2 separate regions of the Homo sapiens genome follow, and region 2 is linked to region 1. Evidence: chromatin loops called from intact Hi-C (ENCODE). Cell type or tissue: thyroid gland. All regions are shown on one strand. Links, peaks and the distances in the headings refer to the core of each region. The heading gives the core; the rest is flanking DNA. Region 1 has its middle 28 kb from the start of MIR365A. Region 2 has its middle 24 kb from the start of LINC02130.

The links. Peaks named below come from ENCODE experiments on the same cell type or tissue, not always from the same donor. Only the 100,000 strongest peaks of a DNase experiment are listed, where the experiment ranks them.
Region 2: it touches region 1 in a loop (4-fold over the local background); 5 of 110 quality-filtered maps call a loop at or near these places.

What each region holds. Positions count from the first base shown.
Region 1 is chr16:14,334,674-14,340,049 of GRCh38, forward strand. No RefSeq gene overlaps it. Among named protein-coding and RNA genes, the nearest start is that of MIR365A, 28 kb to the left of the region's middle. In thyroid gland, for the core only: no CTCF peak of the experiment used is centred there; a DNase peak (open chromatin) is centred at 3,158; H3K27ac peaks cover 1,055 bases.
Region 2 is chr16:14,391,926-14,397,301 of GRCh38, forward strand. No RefSeq gene overlaps it. Among named protein-coding and RNA genes, the nearest start is that of LINC02130, 24 kb to the left of the region's middle. RefSeq lists an enhancer at 1,413-1,912. In thyroid gland, for the core only: no CTCF peak of the experiment used is centred there; no DNase peak of the experiment used is centred there.

The sequences.
Region 1 (5,376 bases), core at 237-5,236:
ATTAACGCTGAAAAGTTTCAATACTTATCTTGGCAGCAAAGGTAATAATACAAACGCACAGCCAGATTATTTGGCTGCTAATTCTCTTCTTGATGTTTTCCTTCCCCTTTCCTTAAATTAATTCCAGAGTTCTTCCAGATTTCTCGTTGCTAAGCTATAAAGTTCCAGGTTTCCGCAGCATGGCTGCTAATTGGCAGGGAGTTACCAGGCAGCTCCAATCAGAACCAGGTTGTTGAAAGGAGCGTCCACACTACAGCTCGCTCAGAGGTTTTGGAATTTTCTCGCTGACATTATGAACCGCAAAGGTCTTTGCCTAACTCTGCAGAACCTGTTTTCTTGATTTGGCTGTTGGGCGACACCAGACGCCTTGGACTTTCCCTAGGAGGCGTGGGGAGTCCCTGGGTCTCCTGGTTAGGGTCAGTGACAGGGATGCTCAGAGCACATTCATGGCTCACCACAGACAATGTGACCCCCAACACTGCTGCAGAAAGGGTGCCGCAAGCCCCCCAGGACTGACCTCTCACATCCATCTCCCAAGCATGTTGACAGACTATCTGGAGGAGGCTGATGATACCTCTGAACTTAGGATTTTAGGGGTGAAGGTCATATTTGTAAAGGACTTTAAAACACCCAAATGGAGGGCCATTTGGTGATCTACCTCCAGAATCATAATGAAAACCATCACCATGAACTGAGTTTCTACTGTACACCACAAACCATATTCTCATCTGTTCCCATCCTAAAACTCCCACTGGACCAGCTGGGAACCTGACAGCTGCTGCACTGTTGGTTCCACTTGCCTGCTGCCGTCTTCTAGGAGCAGAAAGTCATGTGACCCGGGCCTGGCTACTGTGATTGGCTCTGTGATGAGCACATGACAAAGCTGGGCCAATCAGAATCTTCCCTGAGACTTTTTTTGCCAGATAGGAAAAGACTCCCCAACCCTACCGTTGCTAAGCTGGTGCCCATTGGGAACACATATGGAAGGTGCCTGAGAAATATAAGAAGCCCCCAAAGATATGCAGTCCCTATGACAATGCTTGAGCCTTAGATGCACCTGTAGAGGAAGCCAGATCTACTTCCTGGATTTGACAGTTACAGGAATAGTAAATTCTTTTACTGCTTAAGCCAGTTTACCTTTGTGTCTGTTGCTTCTTGCTGAAGAGTGCTAAGTAATGGGGTTACATAGCTTCTCTGCATGGTGCCTTGGCTCTAAGGCAGGCAGTTTGCTTATATTCCTGCATAGGGTCTTCACAATTACCTGGTGAGGCACTCCATTTTGCACCTGGGGAAACTGAGGCTCAGAAGGGTAAGGGAGGCTTGCCCAGGTAACATGGTCACTGTGTTCTCAGGAGTTCAAACCTGGGCTAATTCTTTAGTGTCTGTGGCTCCTCAAATTCAACTTGTCCAAAACTGAATTCAAGAGCCTCCCCCGAAACTGATTTCCCTCTGAGGTCCCTCATCTGCCACTCTAGAGATGCTAACTAGAAACCAGGTACCAGCCGGGCACGGTGGCTCACTCCTGTAATCCCAGCACTTTGGGAGGCCGAGGTGGGCCTCCCATAATATAACCCTGTCTCTACTAAAAATACAAAAATTAGCTGGGTGTGGTGGCACGCGCCTGTAGTCCCAGCTACTTGAGAGGCTGAGGTGGGAGAATGACTTAAACATGGGAGGCAGGTGTTGCAGTGAGCCGAAACCATGCCATTGCACTCCAGCCTGGGTGACAGAGTGAGACTCCTTCTGAAAAAAAAAAAAAAAAAAAAAAAGACACCAGGTACCATCTCTGACCCCTCCAGTTTCCCTCTCTCCCACATCCCAGCCTCACTAAGTCCTGCCCATCAATTTCCTTGGCAGCCCTCGCAGCAGCTTCTCTCCCCGTCCCATTCATGTCCCCACCCATAACCAGGCCGCCCTCATTCCTCCCTGGCCTTCTAGAAGTGCATCTCTCCTGGTTCTCCTATAGCCACTCTTGCCCCTCTCCTCCAACCTAGCTCCCCACCACACCCAGAGGAACTGTTTCAAAATGTGAATCTGATCACACTGCCTTGCTGGGACAGGTTGGGTTTTATTATTATTATTATTATTATTATTATTATTATTATTATTACTATTAATTTTTTTTTGAGACGGAGTCTCACTCTGTCACCCAGGCTAGAATGCAGTGGCGCAATCTCAGCTGACTGCAAGCTCCACCTCCCGGGTTCATGCCATTCTCCCACCTCAGCCTCCCGAGTAGCTGGGACTACAGGTGCCCACCACAACGCCCAGCTAATTTTTGGTAGAGACGGGATTTCACCGTGTTAGCCAGGATGGTCTTGATCTCCTGACCTCGTGATCTGCCCGCCTCGGCCTCCCAAAGTGCTGGGATTACAGGCATGAGCCACTGCACCTGGCCTATTATTATTTTTTGAGACAGAGTCTTATTTTGTCACCTAGGCTGGAATGGAATGGCACAGTCATAGCTCACTGCAGCCTCAACCCCCTGGGCTCAAGCGATCCTCCTGCCTCAGCTTCCCGAGTAGCTCAGACCACAGGCATGTGCCACTACGCCTGGCTAATTTTTTTATTTTTATTTTTGTAAAGACAAGATCTCGCTCTGCTGCCCAGGCTGGTCTCAAACTTCTGACCTCAAGCGATCCTCCCGCCTTTACCTCCCAAAGTGTTGGGATTACAGGCATGAGCCACTGCGCCCTGCCTGGTTGGGTTTTAGGATATGAAGGCACACATTTGCCTCTGGGGATGTTTGAGAATCCTGCCGTCAGCCCCTTAGTCCCACCCAGCTTTCGGGCACAAAGTCTTCAAGCCCGAGAGCTGGGGAAGACACAGCTCCCCGCGTGCTCAGCCATGCCATCGTTTATTCTGAAAATATTTACTAGTGTCTCCCAGGCACGGTTCCCTATGCTGGGGATACAGAGACGACAAGAGTAGCAAAAAGTGCACATGCTCATAGTGTGTGTGCTGCATGCCAGGCCTGGGCTCTGTGCCTCAGGACCTGGGAGGAGGTGGCCTCTACCGTGCAGGAGCCAGCAGGGCTGCCCCTCACAGCTGCCCACACTGGCCGCACTTGGCCCCAGCCCGTAGGGATGTGTATCGGCAAACTCCTTTTGCTGCTGAACTCTGCAGTGGCAAGCTTGGCTGTTTTTCACAGTTAGAGTCTGGTGACGTTTAACTAAGGCTGTGGAGGAGAGCGCATGTGTGAGTGAGAGGGGTGCTCGCACAAGCTCGCATATTTCCCAAACACAAAGCCTGCAGTAGAACTGCCTGACACTCACCCCCACCGCCGCCCCCGCCACCCCTCTTCCCACACAAACACAGGTGATGAAAAAGTAAACTAAGTGAGAGGTCAGGTCTCTTTAGAAATCAAGGGTGTTTGAACTCAACAGCAGAGAGCTACTGTTTATTCTAAACCCCATGAAATAAGATGACTTATCATTAACAGATAAGTCAGTGGGGCTACATGTTGTTTGAACATCAAAAGCCATTTGTCAATCCATGCATCCATTTGTCTGCCTATCCATCCATCCATTTATCTACCCATCCACCTACCTATTCATCCACCTACCCATTCATCAATCCACCTACCCATCCATCCATCCACTCACCTATCCATCCATCCACTCACCTATCTGTCCATCCATCTACCCCATCCACCCACCTACCCATTCATCCATCCACCCACCTATCCATCCATCCATCTACCCTTCCATCCACCCACCTATCCATTCATCCATCCACCCACCTACCCATCCATCCACCCATCCACCTACCCATCCATCCACCCATCTACCTACCCATCCATCCACCTACCCACCTATCCATCCATCCATCCATCCACCCACCTATCCATCCATCCATCCACACATCCACCCACCTATCCATTCACCCATCCATCAACCCCCAAGCCCATCCATCCATCCACCCATCCACCCACCTATCCATTCATCCATCTATCTACCCCTAAACCCACCCATCCATCCACCCACCTCCCTACTCATCCATCCATCCACCCAGCCTATCCATCCATCTACCTGTCTATCCACCCATCTATCCATCCATCAATTTGCTAAGTTCTCAATATAATTATGACAGTAATATTAATAATAGCAATAATAGCAGTGGTTCCTATCAACTAGGTACTTTCTAAGAAACAGGTTTCTACACTAAGCACTTTGGAAACATCATCTGTTTAATTTTCACAAACAATTCTATGAGATAGATGCCAAAAGACCCAGTTTACAGAGGAAGAAAGTAAGGCACCGAGAGGGTAAGTGGCTGGCCCCAGACTTCACAGCCTACTGTGGTAGATTAAATATGGCCAGAAATTCCCTGTGGCTCCTCTCACAAGGAGGTGAAGTCTATTTCTCCATTCCCCTAAATACAGGCTGTCCTCTTGACTTACTTCAACTGATAGAATATGCCAGAGGTAGTGTTATGCAAGTCCTGAGAACAGGCTTCAGGGAGCCTCGAAGCTTCTTTGTGAACTGACGTGGAATGCTTACCCAAGGCTTCCATGTAAGGAAGCTGGTCTTTCCTGTTGGAAGGCGAGAGGTCACATGAAGGAGAACTGAGGCAACCCAGCCAACAGCCAGAGCCAACGGCCACACATGTGAGGGAGGCCATCTTGGACCCTCTAGCCCAGTAACCCCCAGCTGACTGCAGGCCATGAGTGAAGTCAGAGGAAGCAGCCAGCCTGAAAAATATATTCTTTTTTTTTTTTTGAGACAGAGTCTCACTCTGTCACCAGGCTGGAGTGCGGTGGCACGATCTTGGCTCACTGCAACCTCTGCCTCCTGGGTTCAAGCGATTCTCCTGCCTCAGCCTCCCGAGTAGCTGGGATTACAGGCACCCACCACCATGCCCAGCTAACTTCTGTAGAAAAGTAAGTTATTCTTTTAAGTCACTACATTTTGGGGATTGTTTGTTATGCAGCAAAGATGACCAAACACATTATAAGAGGCCAAGCCAGGATTTTAACCCAGGTCTCCCATCCTAGGATCTGGGCCTCTCAGAGGCAGAGACTGTGGTCACAGAGATGAAGAGGATAGTGTCCCTGATTACCAACAAATACCCTGCCAAGTCATCCATGTGAAGAGAGGTATGTCCCGGGGTGGGTTCCCTAGACACTAACGTCAATGTTTTATTTATACAACAATCAATTGCTGCACACCTACCATGTGACAGTCACCATACAAGGTGTGAGGCATGTGGCAGTGAGCAACAGACATGGTCTGTGATCTCATGAAGCTTGACATTTCAGGAATAAGACAGACAAAAGTAAATCAACAACCAAACAATTACAAAATACACAGAGTATTGAGAAAGAAACCAATAGGTACTGAGGAGAGAAATTTATGAGTAGAATAACTTTAGATC
Region 2 (5,376 bases), core at 96-5,095, 57 kb after region 1:
AGTCTCCCTCTTTTTGCCCAGGCCAGAGTGCAGTGGCGCGATCTCGGCTCACTGCAACCTCCACCTCCCGGGTTCAAGCGATTCCCCTGCCTCGGCCTCCCAAGTAGGTGGGATTACAGGTGCTCATGACCACGCCTGGCTAATTTTTGTATTTTTAGTAGAGATGGGGTTTCACCGTTTTAGCCAGGCTGGTCTTGGACTCCTGACCTCAGGTGATCCATCCACCTTTGCCTCCCAAAGTGTTGAGATTACAGGCATAAGCCACCATGCTCAGCCTTTGTTATTTGTTTTCTTGAGACAGGGTCTTGCTCTGTTGTCCAGGCTAGAGTACAGCGGTGCAATCATACCTCACTACAGCCTCGAGCTCCCGGGCTCAAGCAATTCTCCCACTTCAGCCTCCCAAGTAGCTGGGACTATAGGTGCACACCACCATCCCCGGCTAATTTAAAAAAAAAATTTTTTATAGAGATCATGTCTCGCTATGTTGCACAGGCTGATCTTGAACTCCTGGACTCAAGCAATCCTCCTGCCTTGGCCTCCCAAAGTGCTGGGATTACAGGCGTGAGCCACTGAACTCAGCTATTATACTTTATATGTACATATACATAGTTAAACCAAATACAATTGCTGTGATTATAGCTTGAAAACGGTCAGATGATGATTTCATATGGTCCACCATAGTATTTGTTTACATGTGTGTATTTCTTTGTATTTACAATGACCTTCTTATTCAGGAGTAACAGTGACAACAAACCTTTATTGAGCACTTACTAAAAGCTATACACTGTTCTAAGCATTTTCATACACCAAACACAGCAAAATATTATAATCCCCATTTCAGAGAGGGGAAAATGGAACAATGGCCTTGTTTTATGGCAAGTGATACTGGCTTGTCACTGATGGTGATGGAAAGCCTCCTCTGTAAACAAGTTTACTGTAAGAAGAATGGGGCCGGGGGTCAGCTGAAAGGAGAGCAAGCAGCACCTATGGTGGGGACATGGTGGTGCAGGAGGCTGAGGAGGGACTGCAGTTTGGAATCCCCGTACCTGAGGGGCGAGGCAGCAGTGTTCACATACAGAAGCAGAACCCAGCTTAACCAAGGCCCAAGTTTTGGGAAAGAGTGGGCAGAGCAGAGCAAATTCTGAATGAGGAGTCAGAGGCTGTGGGATCCCATTCTGGGCCCTGGTGAACTCCCCATGGTACAGGCCCCAACCTCAACAGCTGGTCCTCAGGGCGGCTAAGTCAGGAGTGCCCTCGGCCACAAGTCACAGGAAATCCACCTGGCAGTGACTTAAAGCTGCAGACAGTGGCCATATTTGACACGAAGGTTGGAAGTTAGCACTGCAGCTCTTTGGCATCAAGGATCCAAGTTCTGGCTGCGCAGTGGCTGACACCTGTAATCCCAACACCTTGGGAAGCCAAGGTGAGAGGCTCCCTTAAGCCCAGGAGTTCAAGACCACCCTGGGCAACATAGCAAGATCCTGTCTCCACAAAAATAAATTTTTTTAAAAAGCATCCAGGTTCCTCCTGTCTTCTCAGTCTGCCACCCTTGTGTGTTTGCTTTCCATCTCCAGCCTGAATGCTGTCACATCCTAGTTCAAGGCAAAAAGAGACGGAAGAAGTGTCTATCCCTTGCATTGGCCAGAGCTGGATCACATGGCCACTTCTCTTTTGAGACAGGGTCTCCCTCTGTCACCCAGGCTGGAGTACAGTGGCACGATCTCAGCTCACTCCAACCTCTGCCTCCCGAGTTCAAGCAATTCTCCTGCCTCAGCCTCCTGAGTAGTTGGGATTACAGGCATGTGCCACCATACCCGGCTAATTTTTTTTTTTTTTTTTTTTTTTTTGGTAGAGACAGGGTTTCATCATGTTGCTCAGGCTGGTCTCAAACTCCTGACCTCAAATGCTCTGCCCACCTCGGCTTCTCAAAGTGCTGGAATTACAGGCGTGAGCCACGATGCCCAGCCCACATGTCCACTTCTTTTTCTTTTTTTTTTTTTTTGAGACGGAGTCTCGCTCTGGTGCCCAGGCTGGAGTGCAGTGGTGTGATCTCGGCTCACTGCAAGCTCCGCCTCCCGGGTTCAAGCCATTCTCCTGCCTCAGCCTGCCGAGTAGCTGGGACTACAGGCGCCCTCCACCACGCCTGGCTAATTTTTTGTATTTTTGGTAGAGACGGGGTTTCACCGTGTTAGTCAGGATGGTCTTGACCTCCTGACCTCGAGATCCAGCCACCTTGGCCTCCCAAAGTGCTGGGATTACAGGCGTGAGCCACCGCACCCGGCCAACTGCTTCTAACTACAAGAGAAGCTGAGATACTAATGTCCAGGAAAGGGAAAGGGATTGCCACAATGGGGCCAGAACCCTTGTGACGTGGCCCCTGGAGCTGGGCACATGTGGTTCCTCCCTTCTTGGTAGCACTCATCACAGTTGCAATCTGGTCTTCATGTGGACCTGTGGTTGTTCGGTGTTTGTCTCCCATGGACTAGGAGCCCCTTGAGGGCAGGACCTGCTTGTAGATTGTCCTCCATGTCCCAAGTCCTGGATCTGGCACACACAGGGTACTCAGATCACAGATTAACTGAATAAATGAACAAGTGAATGATCTAAAGAAGTCTCCTTCTTGGCCGGTGCAGTGGCTCACACCTGTAATCCCAGAACTTTGGGAGGCCGAGGCGGGCAGATCACTTGAGGTCAGGAGTTGGAAACCAGCCTGGCCAACACGGTAAAACCCCACCTCTACTAAAAATACAAAAATTAGCTGGGCGTGGTGGTACATGTGTATAGTCCCAATTACCTGGGAGGCTGAGTTGGGAGCATTGATTGAGCCCACATGTTCAAGGCTGCAGTGAGCTAGATCATGCCTCAGCAGTTCAGCCTGGGTGATAGAGACTATCTATTAAAAAAAGAAAAAAAAAAGACAAAATGAAGCAAAACAAAAACTCTCCCCACAGTCATCTTCCACGGTGTGGTGGCCTTTGAATCCACACAAGCCTGGGTCCAATCACTGCTCAAAATACACCAGCCTATTAACAACACTCTATGCCAGGCCTGTACCAGGGGTGTTGTGTGCGTGGTGTCTGGTTGCCCAGGTTCGAGTTTTATGTGCTGGCTGTGTGATGATAGGCAGGTTACTTAACCTCTCTGTGTCTTATCTGTAACACAGGGATAATAACAGTACCAAACTCATAGAACCCTTGTGAGGATTAAGTGAGATAAGGCCTTGAAGAGCTTAGCTCAGACAGGCACAAAGCAAGTTCTCAAAAGTGGCATAGATTTTTCTTTTCTTTTTCTTTTTTTTTTTTTTTTTTTTTTTGAGATGGAGTCTCGCTCTGTCACCCAGGCGGGAGTACAGTGGCACAATCTCGGCTCACTGCAAGCTCCACCTCCCAGGTTCATGCCATTCTCCTGCCTCAGCCTGCCGAGTAGCTGGGATTACAGGCGCCCTCCACCACGCCCGGCTAATTTTTTTATTATTTTTAGTAGAGACGGGGTTTCACTGTGTTAACCAGGATGATCTCGATCTCCGGACCTCGTGATCCACCTGCCTCAGCCTCCCAAAGTGCTGGGATTACATGCGTGAGCCACTGCACCCGGCCTTAGAGTTTTCTTATTTGGGCCAGCACAGTGGCTCACGCCTGTAATCCCAGCACTTTAGGAGGCCGAGGCTGGCAGATTACCTGAGGTCAGGAGTTCGAGACAAGCCTGGCCAACATGGTAAAACCCTGTCTCTACTAAAAATACAAAAAAATTAGCCAGGCGTGGTGGCAGGTGCCTGTAATCCCAGTTTCTTGGAAGGCTGAGGCAGGAGAATTGCTTGAATCTGGGATGCAGAGGTTGCAGTGAGCCAGGACTGCACCATTGCACTCCAGCCTGGGCGACAAGAACAAAACTCCATCTCAAAAAAAAAAAGATTTTTCTTATATGTAGAAAAAATCCAAATCACCTTTCCATAGGGTGCTTTCAGCTAATGACTGAGCACAAATTTTTACAGACACAGACTCAATCCCCATTATTTGTGGATTCTGCATTTGCAAGTTCACCTACTTATTAGAATGTATTTGTAACCTCAAAAATCAACACTCGAGGTACTTTCAAGGTCATTCACAGACATGTGCAAGTGGCAAAAAAATTTCCACTGTCTGAGGGGCATGTTCCCAGCTGAGGTTTCAGAAGATCTCACACTGCCTTCCGATCTCAGCTCTCACATCGCAAACAAGTATCCTTTTCATGGTCTACTTAGTGCCAAATTTTTCCCATTTTTGTGCTTTCTGCGGTCGTGTCGATGTTAAGAATGACCCCCGTGTGCAGTGAGAGCAAGGCAGGAGTGACTACGTTACAGAGAAAACACATGTGTTAGAGAGGGTTTGTTCAGGCATGCGTTAGTGCTGTTGCCTATGGACATGTATGTGTTTAATTATTTTTCTTTTCTATTTTTTTTTTTTTTTTGAGACAGAGTCTCACTCTGTTGCCCAGGCTGGGGTGCAGTGGTGTGATCTCGGCTCACTGCAAGCTCCACCTCCCGGGTTCACGCTATTCTCCTGCCTCGGCCTCCAGAGTAGCTGGGACCACAGGCGCCCGCCACCATGCCCGGCTAATTTTTTGTGTTTTTAGTAGAGACGGGGTTTCACTGTGTAAGTTAGCCAGGATGGTCTCGATCTCCTGACCTCGTGATCCGCCCGCCTCAGCCTCCCAAAGTGCTGGGATTACAGGCATGAGCCACTGCGCCTGGCCTATTTTTCTTTTTGACAGAGTCTCACTCTGTCGCCAGGCTGGAGTACAGCAGCACAATCTCGGCTCACTGCAACCTCTGCCTCCCGGGTTCAAGCGATTATCGTGCCTCAGCCTCCCGAGTAGCTGGGATTACAGGCACGCGCCACCACTCCCAGCTAATTTTTGTATTTTTAGTAGAGATGAGGTTTCACTGTGTTGGCCAGGCTGGTCTCAAACTCCTGAGCTCAAGCCATCTGCCCACCTCAGCCTCCCAAAATACTGGGATTACAGGCATGAGCCACTGCGCCCAGCCAACATGTTCGATGTTAATGAATCACTTATATATTAAATAAAGTGTCTACAGAGAAACTCATAAAACCAGGTTAGGTATTGATCTGTTGATGAAAATGTGTGACCAGAGGTTTGTAAGAACTTAACCTGTATTTCTCCCTAGGAGCAATGGCTCCAGATCCGCTAATTCAGTGTTTGCAGAGACTTTACCACAAATAAGAATCCACTATGTGTAATGCGTGTCATCTACCATTCCTATTACGAAGGTGAGAAACAGGCTTGGAAGACTTCCCTGGCTTTCCAAGGTCATAAGGCTAGCTGTCCTCCGACATAGGACTTGAGCCCGAATCTGAGAATGATAGTTCCACAGCTCCT